Regions from separate parts of the Mus musculus genome. Here region 1 is linked to region 2. Evidence: chromatin loops called from intact Hi-C (ENCODE). Cell type or tissue: left cerebral cortex. All regions are shown on one strand. Links, peaks and the distances in the headings refer to the core of each region. The heading gives the core; the rest is flanking DNA.

Region 1 (5,382 bases), core at 132-5,131, 110 kb after region 2:
CAGACATGGTAAAAAGACCCAGTCAAGCAAACCTTAGCCACCATGGTTTCTGTGTAGTACAGGCCTTTTAGTTAACAGGGACTAATTTGGGTGATCTTTTTCACTTACAGTAAATAATAATAATAATAATAATAATAATAATAATAATAATTAATAATAATAAATAGTAACACATTTCTAAACGTATTTTATCTGCTTCAGAGTTTCACAAGTATAAAATAAAGAATTACCGATGTGACAGTGCTTAACACTGGGACAGAAAAAAATCGCTTATCCTGGAATGAGAAACACAGCCTGTTGGCAATTCCAGCCTTTTGTAAATTCTCCTCACAAGCTGGTGAACCCCAACCTGCAGCTTCCTAGCTTTCTGCTGTCAATTGTGACGAAATCATTGTCAATTAATCAACTGGAAGAGCAAACACCTGCCCAATTTATTATTTTTTTACAAGTAATTAGGGGTCCAATAAAGCAGCAGGAGTAGACAGGGTTTCAGGTAAAAGCATGTGTCAAACCTGCGTGTTTCTAAGTAATCTGATACGAGAGGGAAGGGGGTTGGAGAGAGAGAGAGACACAGACAGAGAGACAAGCAGAAACACAGACAGAGAGACAGACAGAGAGGGTGAGAGAAAAAGACAGACAAAGGCAGACATACAGAGAGGGAGAGAGAAATTCTTTTCACCCACAAAAGTCAACAAAAAAATATTCTGACATGCAGAACAAAGAGGCTTGTCGAACAATGATTTTTCTTACCTATGATCCCAAGTACTTGTAAGCATCTATCTATAAAATGTCCAAAGCAACATATGTTAAAGATATATGTAAGCTGCTGTTTTGTGGGTAGGGTAGGAGCTGTGGGCCTAGGTCTAAACCTAGATAATGAGAGATAGACAAGCTAGCAATTTTACATGAATTCTGTCAGCCAGACAACAGTGATGGACGCAAAACTTGCTCTCTTCTCCACCAAAAATGTGGAGATGAAAGAGAAGCAGCCAGTGGCAGAAGCCCATCTCCTTTTACACAAAACAGGTGGTGTTCTAGTTCAGATGCCATATTTGCTATTTAGGGTTCTTGTGATCTCTGTGAGGATGGATAAGCTATAGAGTGCGTAGGAGAAGCTACACAAAGCATCCACACTGCTCCAAGCCTGCAGGCTTATTGCGACCTCACACTCCACACGCTGAGATTGGTTATCTTGTCAAGCTTGCTACAGCATCCCTGTGAAATTTGGGTTACCACATTTAGCTGTAGGATTACAGCACTCAATACCGCAGATAGGAGATAATGCCTCCAGCGTGTGGGGCTGGGGCCATATAAGCCTCACAGTCTAATTTTGGTAGCTTTGGGGGTAGAGGAGATGCAGGTGAGGCAGGACGTGGAAGGAGTGATGCGCGTGGGCTGTTGTGGCATACCCTCTCCCACAGTCTGGCCCTTCTGCCTATACAGACAGAAGAAAACGACGTTTTAAAATTTGATTCTGTGCCCCCATCCCTTTTGAAGCTGACAACCATAAAACTGAATATACCTTTCTGAATAGAATTCTAACACATAGAAAGTACCCCACTCTGCATGCTTTTTTACTTTTCAATGTACCCTTGGAGACTGAAATAATAATTTGATATTCTCTGTCTGCTGGTGCTAGATGGGCTTTTCCTTTAATGATGCAATGCTTCCAGTGGCCAGAAAGTCTCAGGACATTGACAGAAGAATCTGTTGGAGCTTTGCTCCTTCACATTGGTTTGCTGGTGAGCACCATCTCTGACTGTTTCCATTCAACAAGCTCTCTGACACTACAAGAAGCTCTCTCTTCATCTGGTAGAATAACAGTGAACTTGGGTCTGCTTCCTGCCCACCTTTCTTGCTATCTCTGGAACTGCCTTCAGATTTAGACAGTTTGAATATTACCAGCTCCTAGGAACCATTTGACAGGAATGCTAAGGTTCTCAGAAAAGAGTTAGTTGTCAAAGGCTTTCTCTAGTCACATGACTGGGTTGATAAGTTTAAATGTAGCCAAGTGTTTCTCAAGTGTATTTGGAATATTTTAGGATATTCAATCTCTCTCTGTCTCTCTGTCTCTCTCTCTCTCTCTGTCTCTGTCTCTCTCTCTGTCTCTGTCTCTCTGTCTCTGTCTCTCTGTCTCTCTGTCTCTCTGCCTCTCTCTGTCTCTCTCTCTTTCTCTGTCTCCCTGTCTTTGTCTCTCTCTTTCTCTCTCTCTGTCTCTCTGTGTGTGTGTGTGTGTGTGTGTGTGTGTGTATGTCCTCTTTTTCTCACAGTTTGAGAATTGGTCTTGGAAAAACTCTCTACAGATTTTTTTTGGTTTTGTTTTGTTTTCGTTGTTGTTGTTTTTGTTTGTTTGTTTGTTTGTTTGTTTTTTGATACAGGGTTTCTCTGTGTAGCCCTGGCTGGCCTGAAACTCACTCTCTAGACCAGGCTGGCCTCGAACTCAGAAATCCACCTGCCTCTGCCTCCCAAGATTCTACAGCTTACATTGCTAACTACAAAAATCAGCATAGAGAGTTTTTCCAAGACCAGTTCTGCAGTTATCTGTGATCAGCAGTATCGGGGATCACCTCGGATCCAGAGCATCTATCTAGTCAAGGCATGGGCAATTGGTTTACTTTGTATGCTGACTCCTCCTGCAGGGTTAGTCTGAAAGTAACTTCCGTCCTGCAAAGCCCCTGGGTAAGCTGGATGTGAATGGTGCATAAGAAACAAGCCTTGTGGAAGGAATCCCAGAAAAGTGGCGGAAGTTCTGATGGATTAGTTCACTGGATTCACTGACACATGATGCTTGCAAAGGAACTGGAGGCCAGATAAGTGTGGCAAGACTGACTTGAAGACAAGAAAACAGGTTATTTAAGGTTTGGGACCATGACTTGTTTGACAGTCTTCACAAATTACAACATCTCAGGCAGAGTTTTGTTCTATTTGAAAATCATTATGGACTACAAATGTGATCAGGAAGGTATGCTAACCCAGTATATCATTTATCCTTCTCATTCAGCTTCATAAAAGAAACTCCCAGGTTCTTGTAATGCCAGGACATGGGAAGGGGTAGGTTTGCTGCTGCTGGCTCTATGTAATCCATCACTTGAAGAAGCCTAAAATTCACCTCCTCAATGATGTCAACTATATTCAAAGGCAAGCACTACAATATTTAGGACATGGAAGACAGGCTGCGGCTTTTCTCTAGAAGGTGATGTGTTTTCTAAAGGTAGACTTTGACATTTTTCTGGCTCACTATTTTTTTTTCTTTTTCTTGTTAAAATTATTCTTTATGAGAAAAAATATATTCACACACATGCTACAAATAGAAGCCAACACACCAAAGTAAGTAACTATTGCTAAAAGCTGGCTAATTGAAATGTAATTCACTCATGCAAAACACACACACACAGAGAGAGGGAGAGAGAGAGAGAGAGAGAGAATATGAATTTTGGCCTTGCAGCCCTTTCTGAAGTCATATGAATGTCTCAGTGTTTGCACTTGAAAAACTGGAAGAAAAATCAATTGCATGAAAACACGAAATCGGTGAGTTTGTTTTCTTCTGTAGCTGTTTTCTGATGGGGAATGATCACATGTGTGGATGCTTACCTAACAAGGCCTTCCATGTGTGGGCAGAGCGTGGTATTTGGGAAAGATATTGGGAACTTAATTCTCTGAATGTTATAGCTGATGTAAATTGAGGCCATTCTATTTCAAGAGATTCTTGCTTTCAAAGTCACCCTGCATTTCTCAAGCTAATTTGGTCGGAAAAGAAACCGGTTAGGTGAAAACCCCAAATGTTTCCAAGCCTTAGGCTGCAGGTGTCTGAGATAAAAGTGAAAGTCCATATGTTAGGAGAAAAAAAGAAGGTGGGGAAGGGGAAGAGAAGGGATGAAAATAAAAGGGAATAAAGGGCAGGGGGCTGAAAGAAGGAAGACGGGGAGGGGGAGGACCGAAGAGAAGGAAGTTGTTCAGGGGCTCATTTACCCTCTGAATTGATGCACACGAAGCCCAGATCTTATCAGATAACACACACATTTAGAAACGAAATCTGCGCATGTCTGAGCTCCTGCAGCCCATTCTGCTTAGCTAAAGCAACATCTTTTTTTTTCCTCCAAAAAATCTGTTTCCTTCTTACATAGTCCAAATGTTAGAATGTGGTTTGAGTTCTTTTTTGAACATTAATTTAAACAGTATGGGAATAGATCAGCCCTTATAAGTCTAAATAAAACTTCCTTCGACATCCATAATATGCTGTTCTTACTTGGAGGCTAATGAAGTTGGAAAGAAGAAGTGGGAAAGAGTTAAATACAGAAAACAGTAAGCTTCGTGGAAGGTTTTTTTTTTCTTATAAAAATTTAATTGCTGTTCTCCTACCCAACCTATTTAAGCAGAAATTCACAACACAGCTTTAAACTGGTTTTCATTCCGGCTCCCCAAATGTTCGGATATGTTGACCTGAACAGAAAAACGCAAAAAACTCAGTGCCACTCACTGCAAAGCTGAGAGAATCAGTGTGGATGGGGAAGAGGAACAGACAGCCAGATTGTCTGGAATTAGAGACAAGCCATATTTGACATTCAGACGCTGTGCCTTTTGATGGCTTTCAATCACATTCAACTCCTACTGCCATAATAATAAGTAAATTGTGTCACACACAATCACAACACACATTTTCAAAAAGAGCATGAGGGAATGTGCTCAGCACTGTCAGTGTGGAGGCATTGTCGTCTCTGTGTACAGAGAGAATTTGTGTGGGCCCCTTAAGGTCAGCCTAAGAAATCACCTCAATTTTTGTAGCTTTGTGAGCTATAATTAGATCATTCTACCTGATTATAGAAGGATCAATCAAGCCTTTCTTGGCTCCATTGTAAGGTGGAAGTCTAGCACATAGCTAAACTACTGGACCTGCAGAGATCATAGGGTCCTAGACAATTCTGTAACATCCTGTCTCCACTGTTTTGGGGGACCCTGGGACCAGAACGATGGATTTCCTTTCCAAGTTCAGTGCTTTGTTTCAACTAGAAACAAAATGCCATCCTCTAAAACCATTCTTGGTATCAGAGTGGCTTCATTGTCATTGGGGGTATTAGCAATGTGTGTATGTGTTTCTTATAGGTAATCACTTTGCAAAGCAGCATTTCATTATTCTAATAGTTTCGTAAAATTCCTAATATCCGTGGACAAAAGCATCAAGTGTTTCCATGTAACAGGACATTGACTGTCAGCACAAGGCTCCTCCCCTGTCCCACTTCCTCCTGTTCTCTGTTGGACTAGGAGCCTAGTTATTCAGCTCTGAAGTGTTCTGGAAGTTTGTTTCCTCCTACTCCCATTTTGGATTCCCAACCCTCTTACAAAATTACTGTCTATGGACACTGGACTTTATTTTGATAGCTCTTA
Region 2 (5,382 bases), core at 316-5,315:
GTTCAAATGTTGGAATCATTTTTTTTTCTTCCCCCTCCCCTCCCCGAGGAACTCAGCCAGCTCAAATCCCTCTTTAATGTAAGAACCTGATCAAAAGGCTTGAACAAAAAAGTAGAGACAGATGTGATCACGGACACAGTTCTATTTTGGATGGCTGAATGATCAGCTTTTAAATACCTGAGTAACCAAAGGTCTGTCATCCAGTAACAGAAACCAGAGAGGCAAGGCCTTGTACTGACAATAGAACGTCGGGCCTTTATTTTATTTCTTTCATTGGTTCTACTTTGTCTGAGCTGAGGAAAACTTTTAAAACCAAACAGCAAATATTAGAATGTAAGGAAACAAACAGAAATGCAGACTTTTAAGCTCAAGATTGTCTCCCGTCTGTAGCAAGTGATAATGCTGATCAGAAACGGGAGAAGGGCGCATGTGTCCTAAGGAGTTCTTGCTTGCAGCCCCGTGAAACAGCGCGACTGGCAAAATGCAGACTAATACGATAGAAGGCATACAGGATGGCTTCCTGGAGGTCGTGTGCCACCAGGCTGGCACAAATCCAGTTTCCCAACCAGAAGAAGGGCAGAATAAACTGGAACGTGCTTGATGCCAGTCGGGCTTTCATAGGAAAACAGATGACGGCTAAGATTATTAATCTTGACAGTTTCCTGATTTATTGGGATGTTGTCATCTTCTCCTTTTGTATAATTTGCCAAATGATCATAGTATTAGACTTAAGGAGGCAGCACCCAGGGCCCCCTTCTTTGGCATTTGCTTCAACAGTAAAACATGAAGGCTTGTTTTGAGGCAAAGGTGGACAAATTGAATTTTCACAGATGTATTATCATTTGAGAAATACCAAGTCATGTTTTATTGTGACTTTTGATGTAAAGATAGCTTTATATGTATTAATTATAGAAAACTGCTCCATTTATTTAATAAATATCAGGCCAAAGGTAAGAAATTTAAAATCGAGGTCTCTAGCAATCAAAAGCAAATGTTACTGCTTAGACTAGGATACTGATAAACAAAGAAAATAATCAGAAAATAGCAGCTAGGTTTAAAAGCCATTCCTCTGCACAGTGATTTCCCAACAAAACAACAACCTGCATGGGAATTCTTTCTTTGAATTGCTCATGTAAAATCACAGAAATAATTTTGAGCTACTTCACCATAGATTCAAAATAAGGAATCATTTGACACATTTTATAAGTGGTTGCCTTCACCAAAGTATTTTTTTATATTCTATTTTTTGTAATCCCTTGCATTTAAAATAGCAACAACAGAAATTAATCTTCAGTTTTTAAAAAGGAATTACAATTAAAGATATTTCCAACTAAAAAGAGACGTTATCCCCAAAACAGGTTTAGCAAACTATAAAATCTCTAAACTTAAAATGCTATAATTGAACCCCCTCCTCTTTTATTAAGAAAAGCCATGTCTGCACCTATGCTTTGAGACATATTATGCAATAAACAGCAATCAGCCTAAAGATGCCATATCAAACAAACCAAGTTTTGTTTTGCTAAACTAAGCAAAATTAGTTGAATGCCCTAAGTAATAGTTGCTGGTATTTTTTTTTCTAAATTATTTCTCCACTTGTTTTTGTGTCTATGCATAAATTAAAAATCTGCTGAAATTTATTATTCATCGGAGATGTAATTAATATGCAAAATTATGCAAATTAAGATGCAATTAGGCTTCAATTCTCTAGTGGAATTTTCCATTATAATTTAATACAAAGTAATAGAGTAATTGGTGTCACGTGTAATTACGGTTACTCACGTGTACTTGCAGACGTGCAAATGATGTGGTATATGTTAGTTACCCTATGCAAATGGATCACACAATCTCTTAATACTTGGGAATGAAGTAAACAAAGATGGTCTTCAAAAAAAAAAAGGGTGAGAGGGACCCCTCTTTATTCTCATGTGCTTACATGAGAACTGTGTGAAAATTGTATCTAATTTCCCTGCCTTTCTTTCTAAGAATTTTTAACTTGGTGTTGTTTGGTGCACTGTTTATTACTTTAGAGAAATAATTTCTAGTTAAAAAAATATTTAAATAGAGTCCTAATAAAGATTCTAATGCCGCATGGATGCTACCAGGGTGAGAGCAAGCAGAGCAGAGCTCTGTTGAGCCGGGCACAGGCTGTTTCTGCATCAGGCTCAAAATTCCTCGTCTCTCAAAGAATATCAGGGAGCCTGGCTTGCCAAGGGAATAATCCTTACATTTTCTTATTTCCTGATGACAGAGTTGACCAATTCATTTGCTTTGAGAGCTGTATAGAAGTCACACTGATTTTTTTTTTTCAAACTAAAAATTTGTTCCCTCCTAATGTTTAGAATTCTAGGGGAATTCCGTGTCATTTCTACTGTATGAATAAAGCATTAAGCAATTGAACTGCCTCATAATCCCTGTCACTACTGCAGCCGCTTGGTTCAAGCGACTCCTTCACCGACTGCCTATGTGTCTCTTCCAGGGTCCCCAGGGAGACTAGAATTGGTCTCTCTTGCGCTTGTCCTAAGCAGGAGCTGCTGCTTCTGATTTCTCCATGAGAAATGATTACCGCTTGTTTCAAAACACCCATGCTGTGTTGAATCCTGCACAGAAAACATTTTGATCTCGACACTTTCCTTCTCATAACTGAAGCACACACTTTAAGATGAGTATTTTATATTCTTAGCTCCAATTAACCTGAAGTGTTTCTCTTTCCGATGTCTCCCCCCCCCAACCCCCACCCAGTTGACTAAGTCTGTCTTTCTACCCCTTTGTAATAGATTCCTCCGCAGGAGGGGATGCATGTTATAATTTGCTACAATTAATAGGAGTGGAAAGGGCATGTTATAGATAAACTGCTTTACCTTCTGCCTGCTGTGTTTTCTACTTTTCATTCCTTTTCCTCCACCTGCAATGACTGGTTATCTGAAAGAAGGGACATGGGTAAGAGAAAATAAAGCAACCATTAGTCTCTCCTGTTTCACCCCTTCGTAGCCCCACCCATCCGTCCATATGTGGCTTTCTCATTCATTCCAGTAATAATACCAATTACTATGCAGGCAGGCCATTCTTATTCACATTTGCAGCTCGCTGTGGACATTTATGCTTCACTCTGAGCAACACTCACATCTTCAACAACATCGATTATACAGCTGTTGTACAGTCGTTGTAAATGAAATATACAATGCCCGGTTCAGCTCTTGGAATCCTTTATAGCGGTGGGATGTGGGGCAGGAGAGCCCTTCCTTGCTCTGTTTCTCTCTGGTGCTGGCTTCCTTTTCTAACACCTGACACTTGCAGGTAAAGAGGCTAAGCAAGGAGGACAAGATAGCCCAGATCAGAGCAGTTCTCTTCTCTTCTCACAGAGGAAACATTGGAATGTAGGCTTGGTGGGCGAATGGGTCTGTGAGATCTCAGCACCATGGGGAATTTCTAGAACCTTGTCTCTGCCTTTCCCCTCTTCCCTGACTCTCTCTCTCTCTCTCTCTCTCTCTCTCTCTCTCTCTCTCTCTCTCTCTCCTCTCTTTTTCCCTCTCTCCACATCAGGTTATATGTTTTGACTTAAATGAATGTGTTATGCATTGTATTTAATTTCTCCCATGATTTTTCTCACCTCAATATGCCTTCCCAGAGGGATTAAGGCCTTGAATCCTTCTGTCCCTGTTTTCTCTGGTTTGGTCTTCAAGCCCTCAAACTCAAATGAGCAGGATTGTCGTGCATGTGACTTTTCAAACTTACCTATTCACCCATGAGTGCCATATACCATCATTGGAAACCAGATTTTCCCATTCTCTAGACATAACAGTAAATATCTTAAGGAAGGCCCTAGAAAGGACACAGATAACACATCTGAGACTTGTAAAAATACTAGGTGGTTTTCTTTATATAACTTGGATTGTTCTCTTAGACTTTTTGTTGTTGTGGTTATTGTTATTTCAATTTGCAATGTTTTTTTTTTTCGTTGTTTCTTTTTTTGGGGGTTGTTTGTTTTGTTGTTGTTGTTTTTTGTTTTGCAAAGGCTCTATTCAATGCTATTTAATATGAATTCCTTTGTTCATATTTTAACATCTAGGGAACCAGAAACTATCTTACTATTCATGAAATTTTGAGAATCACTCTCAGCAAGATGAGTGACTGAACAACAGGAGCCTTTTGAATGACAATGGTCCTTAGCATTATGGCTAAGTGGGGAACAAATACCAGTCTTTCTGTTTGAAATTTCTCCAGTGGCATCTTCTGATATGCTCAGTACCTTATAATATGAAAGTACCAGCATGAGAATTCTTTTTGCAAGCCTGAAACTTAGAAGAGATGGGGGTCACTCATCAAAGAAATGAAACATCTCACACCCTGAACTGTGTGTTGGAAACAGCTGAAAAGCAACTGAGGTTTGTTTGTTTGTTTTTTTATATTATATCTTTATTTATTTTTATTGTATAAATGTTTTGTCTGCTTGTATGTTTGCTTACTATGTGTGTGCCTGTTCCATGTGGAGGTCAGAAGACACATCAGAATCCTTGGGACAGGAATTACATGCAGCTGTGATCTACTGTACAGGTACAAGCAACCAATTGAATCTGGGTCCTCTGTAAGAATAGTCAGTTCTTAACCTTTGAGCCATATCTCCAGCTCCCACCTCAGACATTATTTTAAAGATTTATTTGTGTGTGTGTGTGTGTGTGTGTGTGTGTGTGTGTGTGTGTCCAGGTACACATAAAGACCAGAAAGAAGTTGAATTTCCTAGAGCTGGAGTTACAGGCAGTTGTTCACCATAAGACATGTGCACTGAGAACTGAACTCCACCTCCTAACCACTGAGCTATATCCCCCCTCCTGCACTCATGTGTTTGTTTTGGTACATGTGTCTATGGGTGAGTATATGCACCTTTGAATGGGTATGGACCCATATGCCTCCATATATATGTGGAGGTCTGACAGTGAAGTCTTCCTTTACATTATTTATTGAGACAGGGATGAAAGGAAAAGTGTTAGCTTGGACCCCAAAGACCAAGTTCTCAGTATAAGGAAAATGTATTGTTCCAGAGGGACAGAAGGCAGGGATAAGGAGCAAGGACAGGAAGAGAGAAAGAGGGAGTGGAAAAGGGGACAAAGGAGAGGGGAGGAAAGGGGCAAGGGAGAAGGACAAAGGATTGCCTCTTGAGAGAGAGGAGACAGAGGTGGCACATAGGAAAGTGGCAGCTTATAAAGGGGAGACCTCGTGTTAGGACAAGGTGTTTAATTTTAATTGTGTATGTTAATTAGGTGAACCAAAGAGGGCTGATTGCCAGTCTTCAGTACTTTGATAGCTGGACCTTGGTAATCAGCCAGAGAAGGAGGGATTGGTACAACTAATGGGATAGACCTTGGGGGCTAGCTTCACATATGTAAT

Evidence for each region. Peaks named below come from ENCODE experiments on the same cell type or tissue, not always from the same donor. Only the 100,000 strongest peaks of a DNase experiment are listed, where the experiment ranks them.
Region 1: it touches region 2 in a loop (3-fold over the local background); 2 of 42 quality-filtered maps call a loop at or near these places.

Annotation. Positions count from the first base shown.
Region 1 is chr17:52,347,318-52,352,699 of GRCm38, reverse strand. No RefSeq gene overlaps it. Among named protein-coding and RNA genes, the nearest start is that of Gm41600, 46 kb to the right of the region's middle. In left cerebral cortex, for the core only: no CTCF peak of the experiment used is centred there; DNase peaks (open chromatin) are centred at 3,101, 3,718, 4,010, 4,474 and 3 more places; H3K27ac peaks cover 3,678 bases.
Region 2 is chr17:52,456,582-52,461,963 of GRCm38, reverse strand. No RefSeq gene overlaps it. Among named protein-coding and RNA genes, the nearest start is that of Gm27217, 140 kb to the left of the region's middle. In left cerebral cortex, for the core only: no CTCF peak of the experiment used is centred there; DNase peaks (open chromatin) are centred at 418, 2,166, 2,489 and 3,079; H3K4me3 peaks cover 293 bases; H3K27ac peaks cover 1,271 bases.